Linked DNA regions of Mus musculus: region 2 is linked to region 1. A link is a loop called in an ENCODE intact Hi-C map of the cell type or tissue named here. Cell type or tissue: left cerebral cortex. All regions are shown on one strand. Links, peaks and the distances in the headings refer to the core of each region. The heading gives the core; the rest is flanking DNA. Region 1 has its middle 1.1 Mb from the start of Sorcs3. Region 2 has its middle 940 kb from the start of Gm26629.

Region 1 (5,387 bases), core at 197-5,196:
TCACTACTACTCTGTGTAGTAAAAATGATATTTTATTCTGTCTTTCAGTAGATGTTTCTAAACAAAAACAGATAGTTCTCCATAATAGTGCACATCCAGAGACATTTGATGAGTAGATCTATAGTTAACCCACATTTTGTGAAATGTGTTTCTTTGGGCTGGAGGGGAGATACAGAAGCGAGTATAGGTTCAGTGACATCCCACAGGGAAGTTTAGGTAGAGGATTTAAATTTTAAAAAGATACAAGGGGAGTTACAATGTTTAAATTTGCTAAAGCAATGGATTACATGGATAGCAAATCCAGATACCAGATGATAAATCCGTATAAAAATTTCCCTCACCTGATTCCTTAGAGTTGCATAAAAAGATGACTGTAGAAAAGATGGTGGTGTCTTCTGTCTGGAAATAGAAGGTGTAGTCTCAGAGATACAACTGAAGTAATGGAGAATTTGAGGACTAGGGACAGGTTTGGACTTGTGGGGTGCTAGGTAGTTGCAGGAGATGTTTATGGGACATGGAAAGAGATGACACAGGAGAGGCATAGATTATACAGAAACATGGGAGCCTGGATACAGCCCCCCCCCCAAAAGCCATCACAAGTTCTCAAAATCCATTTAATACATGCTAATGGTTTAATGCCAACAGTACTTGATTTAACCCAGTAATGCCATCCTCCCATATGTATTTTGCATGGCCCTGCGTGGGGGGCTTTCAATATTTAACTGTATATGGTGTTCTGCATCAGCCATGTTCAAAGCTAGCTAAAATGTCATCACCATTTCTAGGTGCTGAATCCTAGTGAAAGTTTCACCACAAGACTCATGACTGATGCACATGGAAGAAGTCTCTGTGAGGACAACAGCATCAACGCTTCCTTGGGAAAAGACACAAGCAACATGTAGGAGGTCCCTCTCAAGCCAGCCAGAGATGGTAGAAAAACATAATTGTGAACAGTGAATCGCCTTAGTCTCTGCAATGAGCTACTCTATGTTTTGAATTCTTTACCTGCCTTAGTTCAGTTTTCAGAATTACCCATGAGATTCTAATGATTATATGATTACCTTCCATATCCCACACCTGGAAACAGATACATCGAAGGCTAGGGGCTTATACAACAGGAGACAAAACACATATTCTAAATCTTCGTTCTAAATTCATTCCTGAGCAACTCAGGGTTCGGAGATCAAAAAAAAATTCAAATCCGCACACAAACAGAAAGGGTGTTCCAAAACATTGAACCTGTCTACTTATTTTTTTTTCTTGTTCATAATCGGTATCTGCTAGTTTGTATTGACCAAGTATCAAAAATAGAATAAAGAACAAGGTAAGAGTTGTAGAATTATAACACACACACACACACACACATAGACAGACACACACACACACACATACACACACACACACACACACACACACACACACACACTAGAACTCCAAGACCTTGATGTAAACTTGGTACCAAGTGAGGTGAGGTGAACAGTTACTGGGTTTGTTCAGTGCCTGGTTTCAGTCACTTGAGAGTCTGGAACAGTGAGTTGTCCAACTGAGATTTGGTTTTGTAAAGAGCATCCCGGAAGGATTTTGTAAAGACAATAGTCACCTTAACGTGGGTGACATGTGCCTGAGACCACTAGAAGTGGCTGGATTTGCTAAAAGAATGGGGAATAAAAAGCATGAAGCACAGCAGTTAGGGCGTAAGTAATCGAACACTGCACATGAGAAGCAGAATTGAAATCAAACCTGTGGTCCCTGACTCTTTACCCACGGTACTGGCTCACAGTACTCCATGGTGGTAGATGCCGTGAGCATCTAAACACTTCTCATACAAACTCAGTGTAAATGCTTAGCTGAAGTTGCCTGTTTGGGCTAAGCACTGTGTGGATTCTGTGCTCCCTTAAGAACCTCAGCCTTTCCTTTAGAATCAGAGTGAAAGTAGACCCAGCCTAAAAGCCTCAGAGGGAGCCTCACTTTCACCCTCACACCTTGGGACCCCGGGGGGCGGGGCGGGAGGGGGGGAGACTCCTGGATTTGACCCATAGGTAGCAGACAATTTAAATTCCTTCCTTTCTGGGATAGGAGGGACAGAATTTTTCTTAGTTAAGCTCCTGGCTTGGTAAACTGGTTTTGAGGAGAAACATAATGCATCAGTTGGAGTTGAGGTGTGAACGCAGCAATCCTGAGAGCAGCGGCTGCTTTCCGAGGACCAAAATAGCTTTTGCATAATGCTCTTGCTCAGGCTAGACAGTTTTCATTTGTTCATCTTGTCTTCATCTGGTGCCATCTCTCTTCATGTCCTCGGAGATTCTCAAAGCACAGAATGTGATCTTAGCGAGGCTTTTCAAGGCAGCTTTGGACAGACATCATTGTTCTCAGGGAAGATACAGTGCAGTCAGTCTCCTTACTGAAGCCCTGCATGAACAAAGAACCCAGTCTCGCTTCCAGGGCCTGGGGTCCCACTTCCATTCAACCAACCAGCACATTCCCTATCAGGAAAAAAAAAAAAAAAAAAAAAAAAAAAAAAAAAAAAAAAAGCATCACTAAGCCAAACGCATCCAATCAAAGCCCAGATCCATTCCACACATGTTAGAATGTGAATCTATTATCCGTAATAACCTTTTGAATCTTCATTTCTTATGGCTCCAAGAGTAATGGTGATTTTCCCCACTCAGTTCTTAACTAATGCCACATTTATTAGTGTGCCATTACTGGGGTAATAGCCGGTGGAAAAGAATGGAGGTGTTTTATTTCTCATCTTTCACTCGCTCTCCTTGATGGTGAACACAGAGCTCAATTAAAAGAACATTTTTATGTGCCAGAGAGGACAATGGTGTCTGTAGGACCCCTTCAACGAACAAACAGCCCTGGGCAGTGACCTTCTCTTTCATCAGAAGACTCTTCCCCAAGGATCGTTTATATTTTGTGATATTACACTTCTGGGAAGTACTGCAACTTGGCCAGGGTTTCTTTCTTTTCTTTTTTTTTTTTTTTTAGGAGGAATAGACTCAGCTTCAGTGCATCTAACACCAGGTACCGGCTTTAGCCATATTCTGCTGTGTCCAATAAGTCCTCACCATTGTTAAAAAAGAAGGAAGAGAGGGAAGCCCTGTGCCATACACTGACTAGTTAAAGGCTTTAAAAATTACCCCCTACAGAACATACAACAGTAACGAAAATTTTACAAAATAAGTCGAAATGGCATCGACCGCTATTTATGTGAGGGCACTGCCCTCTGCACCAAGTCCAACCGAAGCCAGGGCTGCTTGTCTCTGTCTGCACAAACCGGGAATGGAGGCAGATGGAGAGACCTTGGCATGTTTGTACTGTCCTGGCTTCTTTGAGAATACAGGAATACTGATAGACTTGGAGAGAGAGGAATGGGGAAGGAAAGGCAGAGATGGCTTATTTGTACATATAAGCTTATCCTGGGGCTCAGACAGGGAGGAACCTAGCATGGTATTGGTATACAGAGTCTACTAGGGTAAGTGCAAACCAGATGGCCAAGAGGCAGATTTCTAGAGGGGAATGGAATGGAGAAGAATTTTGTGAACAAGCACATATGTCTTAAAAAGGAGATTTCCATCACCTATGCATTTTTCCATCCACTAATATTGTAACCCTGAATAAGTAACTTGACCTGAGTTCCAGAGTCCTGATCAATAATAAAAGCTCCTAAGTTGCAGAGTGTTTGTGTTAATTAAATACTGTATTAGTGTAAGAAATGAAACCTTGGGTCTAGCATGTTGTAAGCCTTTGATAAATGCCAGGGCCCAGCATTGACATGCCCACCATTATAATAATGCATTCAAAGTTTGAACTAATGTCCACTTTGTGGACGTGAAGGAGAAAGGAAAGGAAGGATAGATATAATGGAGACAAAAAGCCTTGAGAGAGAACAAACAGTCCATTTAAACAATCGGAAAGTGACCCCATGAACAAGAGCAACCCTGTGGCTCTTGTCCAACCTCTTGATAGATTGTTTTACTCATCCAGTTCCCTGGACCTTAGAGGTCACATAGAAAAAAAATAATTTTTAAGATGGTATTTCTGTCTCTCATATTCTATTTCCATCTCCAGAATCGATAAGGAGTAAAGCACTAAGAGGTTCCAGGAAGTCTCATCTCCCAGCGTCTCTAAGTCAACAGCTCGTCATTAAGAGAGGGCCGTGGTTCTATTGACATCCCAAGCAGTAAGAAACACTCAAAAGGAAAGGGACTCCCAGCCTTGTATTCCTCACAAAAGGTGGAGGGAGGCTTCAGATTCAGGCAAAGACGTAATGAACTAGACAGACTCAGCTTCGAGTGGAGAGAGAAAAGAAATCACTGTCAGTGGGAAGCCATGCCTCTCTGAGGAAAACTCCCTCACTTTCTAAGTCTCGGGTCTTTGTGTGTAAAGGAGAAGATATTAAGATAGAGAAAACAAGGCTGTGGTTTCTTAGTTTCCGTTCCTGTTGTGGTGATAGGATACTCTGCAAAGCAGCTCAAGGCGAAGGAAGGAAGGAACAGGTTCACCCTCTCTGACTTGCAGGTCCAGGACACAGTCCATCTCGGCAGAGAAATCATGGCACCAGAGGCTTGACAGGGCTGATCCCACTGTGTCTGTCTTCAGCCAGAAAGCAGGGCATGAAGAAAGCATGCTGCTTTTTCCTGTCCTCACCCTTACCATGCAGGACCCCACGTCTGAGAAGTGGTCCAACCCACAATTAAGATAGGTCTTCCCCATATGAGTCAATATAATAAAAATACACCTCCCCTCACACACACAGAGAAGTGCTTGCAGGCTATATCCTTCTCAGGCATTTCCAGGCTCTTTCATGTTGACAATTTACAGTGGCCATCACAAGCAGTCTCTGTGGCAGACAGAAATAAACTCTAACTACCCTTTTATAGCAGCTTCTAGCTGCATGGGGATAGCACGGGGAGGGCATTTGCACAAAGGAGCCCTGCTTTGTTCCACTTGCTGCTATGAAAATTACTGCAAACAGAGTGGCTTTAAACATTGCAAATGTACTTTCTTGTAGTTTGAGAGGTTAGACATCTAAAATGAGGTTCACTCAGTGAGGTCAAGATGTAGGCAGGGCTACTCCCTCTGCAGGCCTTGGTCTCAACTTGTTTCTGTTTCTTTCCTTCATTCTGGTTGTCGCCTGTATCCCTGCACAATTCCTCCCTGAATTGTTCTGACCACTTCCATGGTTGTGTGCCTACTTCTGATATTAAGTGTCTTTCTGCAGCCCAATTAAGATAACACTTGAGCTTACGTTTGGATTCCACTCAGATAATCCAGAACAATCTCTATAGATCAGGGTCCTTAATCTCCAATGATCAGGGACCTGCCTGTCCTAATAGTCATATCCAGTAACAATCCTGTCCGGATTAGGATGCAGCATCTTG
Region 2 (5,387 bases), core at 151-5,150, 460 kb before region 1:
AAAATACTTCCATACGGTTGGGTTGTACTTACACCTGTACAACCTTTTCTTAATTCATGATCAATATGTGTGTGGGGTGGGGGAACACAGCCCACTGTGCATGATTCTACCACTGAAGCTGGTAGCTTAGATTCTGTAAGAAATTAGTCTGAGTAAGCCATAACAAGCAAGCAGCAGCTCTCCATGGCCTCTGCATCAGCTCGTGCCTCCAAGTTCCTACCCTGATTGTGTTACTGTCCTGACTTCTTTCAATGATGAACACTGATATGAAAGTGTAAGCTAAATAAGCCTTGTCTTCCTCCGTTTGCTTTTGGTCATGGTGTCTCATCCCAGCAATAGTAACCTTGACAAGGACATCAAAAGTGGAACTTTATTGCTGGCATTTGAAGAAAAATATGAAGATTGAAATAGATAGATAAATCTATGTAGTTTGATACCAGCTATGTTTCAAGAATAAAACTCCATTCTGTAAAACCTGGATTTAAACACTACTTTCTGTAATGGCAACATACGCCTCAGCTACTCATAAAATTTCTGCTGCCCTAAGCATATAATTATTTAAATAACCTAGCAGCATTCTCTATTAGAATTTGAGTAGACCCCTTCTGCAGAGGATGTCGTTTTCTCTGGCTCAAGGGTGGCCTCTCAAAGTTTACTCCCTCTTCCATGGAGTTACTTGCTCTGCCTCAACTTCTTGACAGTATATTTTATGGCTCTAACATTTGGCTACACATGGTGATATACATGCACACTAGTCTTCTCCAGCGAAGAAGAACTTCAGGAAAGACCTGCCACACTCCAAACTTGTTGTGGCTGGCCAGCAGCTCGCAAGGAATGGTTCTACTGAGATGGCAACTCGGGCTGAAAGAGAAGAACTAGACGGGCAGAAGAAAGAACTAAGCCAAGTCAAAAGTCTGATCAAAACTCAATTTTACTCTTCGGAACAGCAAGGCGGCAGGTTCCAGCAGTGGGCGTGGCAGAAAGAATGAGCAGGAAGCTCCACCCCTGAGCAAGCAGGTTTCAGGCTGGGGGAGGAGAGACTACACAAACTCCTCTTAAATATAACTTCAAAATACTTAAGGGGCATTGTTTAGTTGGCCCTAGGATGGGTGTTCGGAAAGATGTTGAAAAAGCTGAGCATGTAATCCCTATTCCCAACCATAGTGGGAGACCACAGGAACACGTGTAAAACCATTAGAGGGCAAGCATGACATTATGTAATTAAGGGTTTAATTATGTAGACAAAATTATATGGGATGTAAATGGAAGGAGATTGATGGCTGTGAAGGGATGAAGGATCAGTTCCTGGGAGAAAAATGTGCAGAGGCAGAAAAGAACTAACAGGATGACTGGACAATGTTCCTTACCCAAGGCAGCTGCTGTGAGATTTCTAGGTAATATGTCCCCCCTGTGCTTCCCAGGACTGAGAGGACCTGGAGCACACGTATTAGAGACAAGCACTACGGCATCCAGTTTACAGGGAAGCAGCCATGTATAGCTGCAGGGGTTTCATCTCATTTTTTTGGTGGTGGGGGGGAAGGTCATCTGATTTTACACATTCTCCCTTTGTGATGTGCATAATCATTCATAAGCCAGAATGCCATCGATTTACTTATAACTACTAAAAAGACCTTGTAACCAAGTAATTTCCACTAGAAAAATCAGAACAGCTGTATGTTGAGAGGAAAGCGAAGGCTCTAGGGGAACAAGTATTGAACAGTTATAGATGCGAGTGGTAATTCTAGAATTAATTTGGAAATATTTTGAAACTTTTATTTCTTTTCAGTTTACCATCATGTAATCAAGTACAGTGAGTATCTTATAGAGTATGAAACTGGTCGCAACTTAGGTGTGCCCAGAACTGTGATGCGGTCCTTTCAGCATTGTTGCTAGGTCTTCAGTATCATGAATGGGATACCGCCATTAACAGAAAACGCTGCAGGGGTGTTGTGCTGCTTTAGTGTCTACATATCTGAGCATCGCTACCTGCACATGAGCATCGCTACCTGCACATGAGCATCGCTACCTGCACATGAGCAACATGAATTACATAAGCAAAATGTCAAGGCAGAAAGTAAAGAGTATTTATATCCCAATAAATCATTATTATATCATATCTATATAGATATAGAGATGTTTGTATTTACATATTGTATAAAGTATTTTTCACCTGTACATAAATAAAAGCTGATTTTCCTGTAATTATGAGTGAATGTATATCACTTTCTTTTATCTCTTAGACAATGGTGTCTCAGCAAAAATAAAGAAATATTTGGATTGTCAAGCTTAATATAAGAGATCAGTCCCTCATAAAAAATTAGGTTGTGTATGTAAAATAGTTTTCTCCAGTAACCTTTACTATCTTCGACCACAAGGTGGCAATCTCTAGATATGTGTAAATTCAAAAATTTTTTTTTTCTTTTATAATAATGCTTCAAAATAAAATCCTTCCCTGACCAACCTCCATGGTTAACAGCCCTCCTAAAAAGCCCTGTGAGCTTACAGATGCAGCTTGGAAAACAGAGTGGTCGATTTGTCACAGATCACTAACGAGGCGTCACTGTTCGTATTCTAAGTGTGGAACGTTCTCGATTCTGGTTCAGTCAATTTAGGTCTAATTGTGTTCCCAGGTATGTCAAGAGAGCAAATTGTTCACAGAGAGTCCGATTAGTCTCAAAGTTCAGCTCCTCTGTTGATGATTGTTTCATAGGAATCCCATACTCCATCCTTGAGGGTGTTTGTGCACAAAAAAAGTTTGCAAGCATCCTGACTGTTGTGACTATATCTCTCAAATTGATCCTGACTTAAATAATTACAAATAGTCTACTTATAACATTAGACATTTTCCCCAAGATCCCGCTCCAATTTCTGGAGAAGAAACACATATTTAAAGGCAGACACTACCTATTTCATATCCAAGTGTGTGCAGAGTCAGCCAGAGAGCACAAAGCTCAGTATCCAAGTTCAATATTGACCCTGGGAACTTTCTATTCATGGGAGAGAGGATGATACAAAGTTAGTCTTCTGGCACCTGGGTCTTAGAAACTATCAACTTAACAGCGTCTCCTGCTGGCTTTGTAGCTGTCTCAGACAAGTGATACACCTTTGGACAAGGCATTTTCTTTGAACTCTCAAAAACACAGTCTCATAAAGTCTTTATTTGGGTTCTTCCAAAGGAATTTTGTAAATCCTCTTTTTTGTCTAGGGTAATGTTTTCTCAGGCTGTGGCCTCTTTAGCGATCGCATACCAGCTATCCTTCATGTCAGATATTTACATTACTGTTCACAACAGTAGTAAAATTACAGTTATAAAATAGCAAAAAAACTTTATAGTTACAGAGTCAGCTCAACATGAGGTACTGTCTGTATTAAAGAACTATAGCATGAGGATGGTAGAAAAGTAGAAAAATGGGATTTTGTTTGTTTATTTGTTTTTATGAAGGTAAGTGTATATGTGCATATATATATATATATGCACACACACACAATCATGTGTGCACACATATGCACATACACATATATACACATACATGTGTACACGCATACCTACACACATAATAATACACTAGCAAAATGGATGAAATTCTTTAAAGAGACCTGCTGAGATTCTCTACCTCTCTCTCATCTGCTATGTTCATAATAGAGAAATAACTGGTGGTCACTGTGGCAGGCGGGTGTAAGGTAGAGTAGATGATTGCATATTCTGCCTTTTATTTAAGTACAGATAAAGCTGCAATAAAGCCTTATATTAATATGGATGACACAGCTCCGTTGTATTTTAAAACATTCCCGCAGCATGTGGAGCCACTGATTAAAACGTCCATGCAGAGCCCTTGTGTAAAACAAACGAGCTGAATCCGAAAGAGGAGGAGCCTATCTATGTGCTTCCCAGATACAGAGGATGGAAATGAGAAGTGAATGACAAGGCCTGGCAAAAATATTAAATAAGTTAAACAATTAACTTAAAAATATAGCAGGCAGAGAAGCAGCATATAAAATGCTCAGACAACAACCAGTTGTTCCCCCTGTTATTAGTGTAGAAACCATGGCTGTGAGGGATTATGGGCTTGCAAAGCTGAAGGGATGCAATCAAAGGGGTGGGAATTCTCCCGGGGAGCACCTTTAGTGCACATGATATTGTGAAAGGCAGTACAGCCCCGGCATAAATAATCTAAGTGCAAGTACACCTGATCGACATTTGCAGGCAGTAATGTGAGTGGAGAGTAAACAGAGGGACTTGATTTGATTTCAGACGAGGAGCGAATCTGATAAAATAAAACAGAGACCATGATGGAAAGGTCAAATTGGAGAACGCGGGCTATACTCAGAAGGAAATGAGGATGGAGAGATGGAGCTGAGAGAGGAATAAAGACAAAACCACCGAGGAGGGAAATGCATTACACTCCAAGCTCCTGCTGTGCATAAGGAATGCATGCCACAGGATCTCAGGGGGTAAGGAACATGCTACACAGCTGTCCTTTACCAAGGACCTCACACTCTCCTCAGGGAGAAAAGGCAGATGCATACTAAAGAGTTAGATTTAATACAGATACTAACAAGACAAGACAACACAACAAAACGCCAGGAAAAACTACCAAGATAGATCTAATTATTCTAACTAATGATCTGCACAGACATGAGAAGGAAGAAAATAATTCACCGCTACTTCTTAGACGAAGATTGATCTTTATACATATATTTGACTTCTGAAAATAAGATGTGGATTAACATGACTTGCAGTAAAATGACATGGACCTAGAAGTGAATTAGTCTCAGCGACTGTAGTTTTCCAAAATGTAAGCTTCAGTCTTTGAGCTCAGAGATTGAAGGGTACAGCAGCTTTGTCTAATGGCTCAGCCAATTAATCTCTCCAAGTCCTTTACTTGTAAATGTTGTTTTGCTGATTAACAAACAAGAAAGCCACTGCAGGACAAAAGCAATCTTTACCCATTAATGAATTTAGTTTAAATACCAAAGTATTTTAAATTGATCTTTGGATCCCATGTTTAAAAAAAAAAATCAATCATTAGATTGAAAAATAACTCTTTCCCAAGGCCATTTGATATGTAAAATAGCTTGTGACACTTAAAAGCCTTTATAACATTTTCTTAGAAATTATTCCTTCAAATAATTTTTTTATTAATTTAGGCTGTGGAAATTTCATTTTTCTAAGATATAATTATTTAAGGCTCATTTATTAAAGAATTTCTAAGAGCTTGTACAGTAGTGATATTGATGATGATGGTCATGATGGTGGTGGTGGTGATGGTAGTGATGATGGTGAGGATTCTTCTGAGTACCAGCGTCATACATTTTAGTTGGTTAATTTACCAATTTAAAAAGGCCATTTGAACTATGACATCCTCAAGATTTGAAACCATCTGTCA

What was found. Peaks named below come from ENCODE experiments on the same cell type or tissue, not always from the same donor. Only the 100,000 strongest peaks of a DNase experiment are listed, where the experiment ranks them.
Region 2: a loop joins it to region 1, with 5 times the contacts of the local background. A loop is called at or near these places in 2 of 42 quality-filtered maps.

What each region holds. Positions count from the first base shown.
Region 1 is chr19:49,279,890-49,285,276 of GRCm38, reverse strand. No RefSeq gene overlaps it. Among named protein-coding and RNA genes, the nearest start is that of Sorcs3, 1.1 Mb to the right of the region's middle. In left cerebral cortex, for the core only: no CTCF peak of the experiment used is centred there; a DNase peak (open chromatin) is centred at 2,218.
Region 2 is chr19:49,738,437-49,743,823 of GRCm38, reverse strand. No RefSeq gene overlaps it. Among named protein-coding and RNA genes, the nearest start is that of Gm26629, 940 kb to the left of the region's middle. In left cerebral cortex, for the core only: a CTCF peak has its summit at 2,364 (motif pointing right); a DNase peak (open chromatin) is centred at 2,576; H3K4me3 peaks cover 229 bases.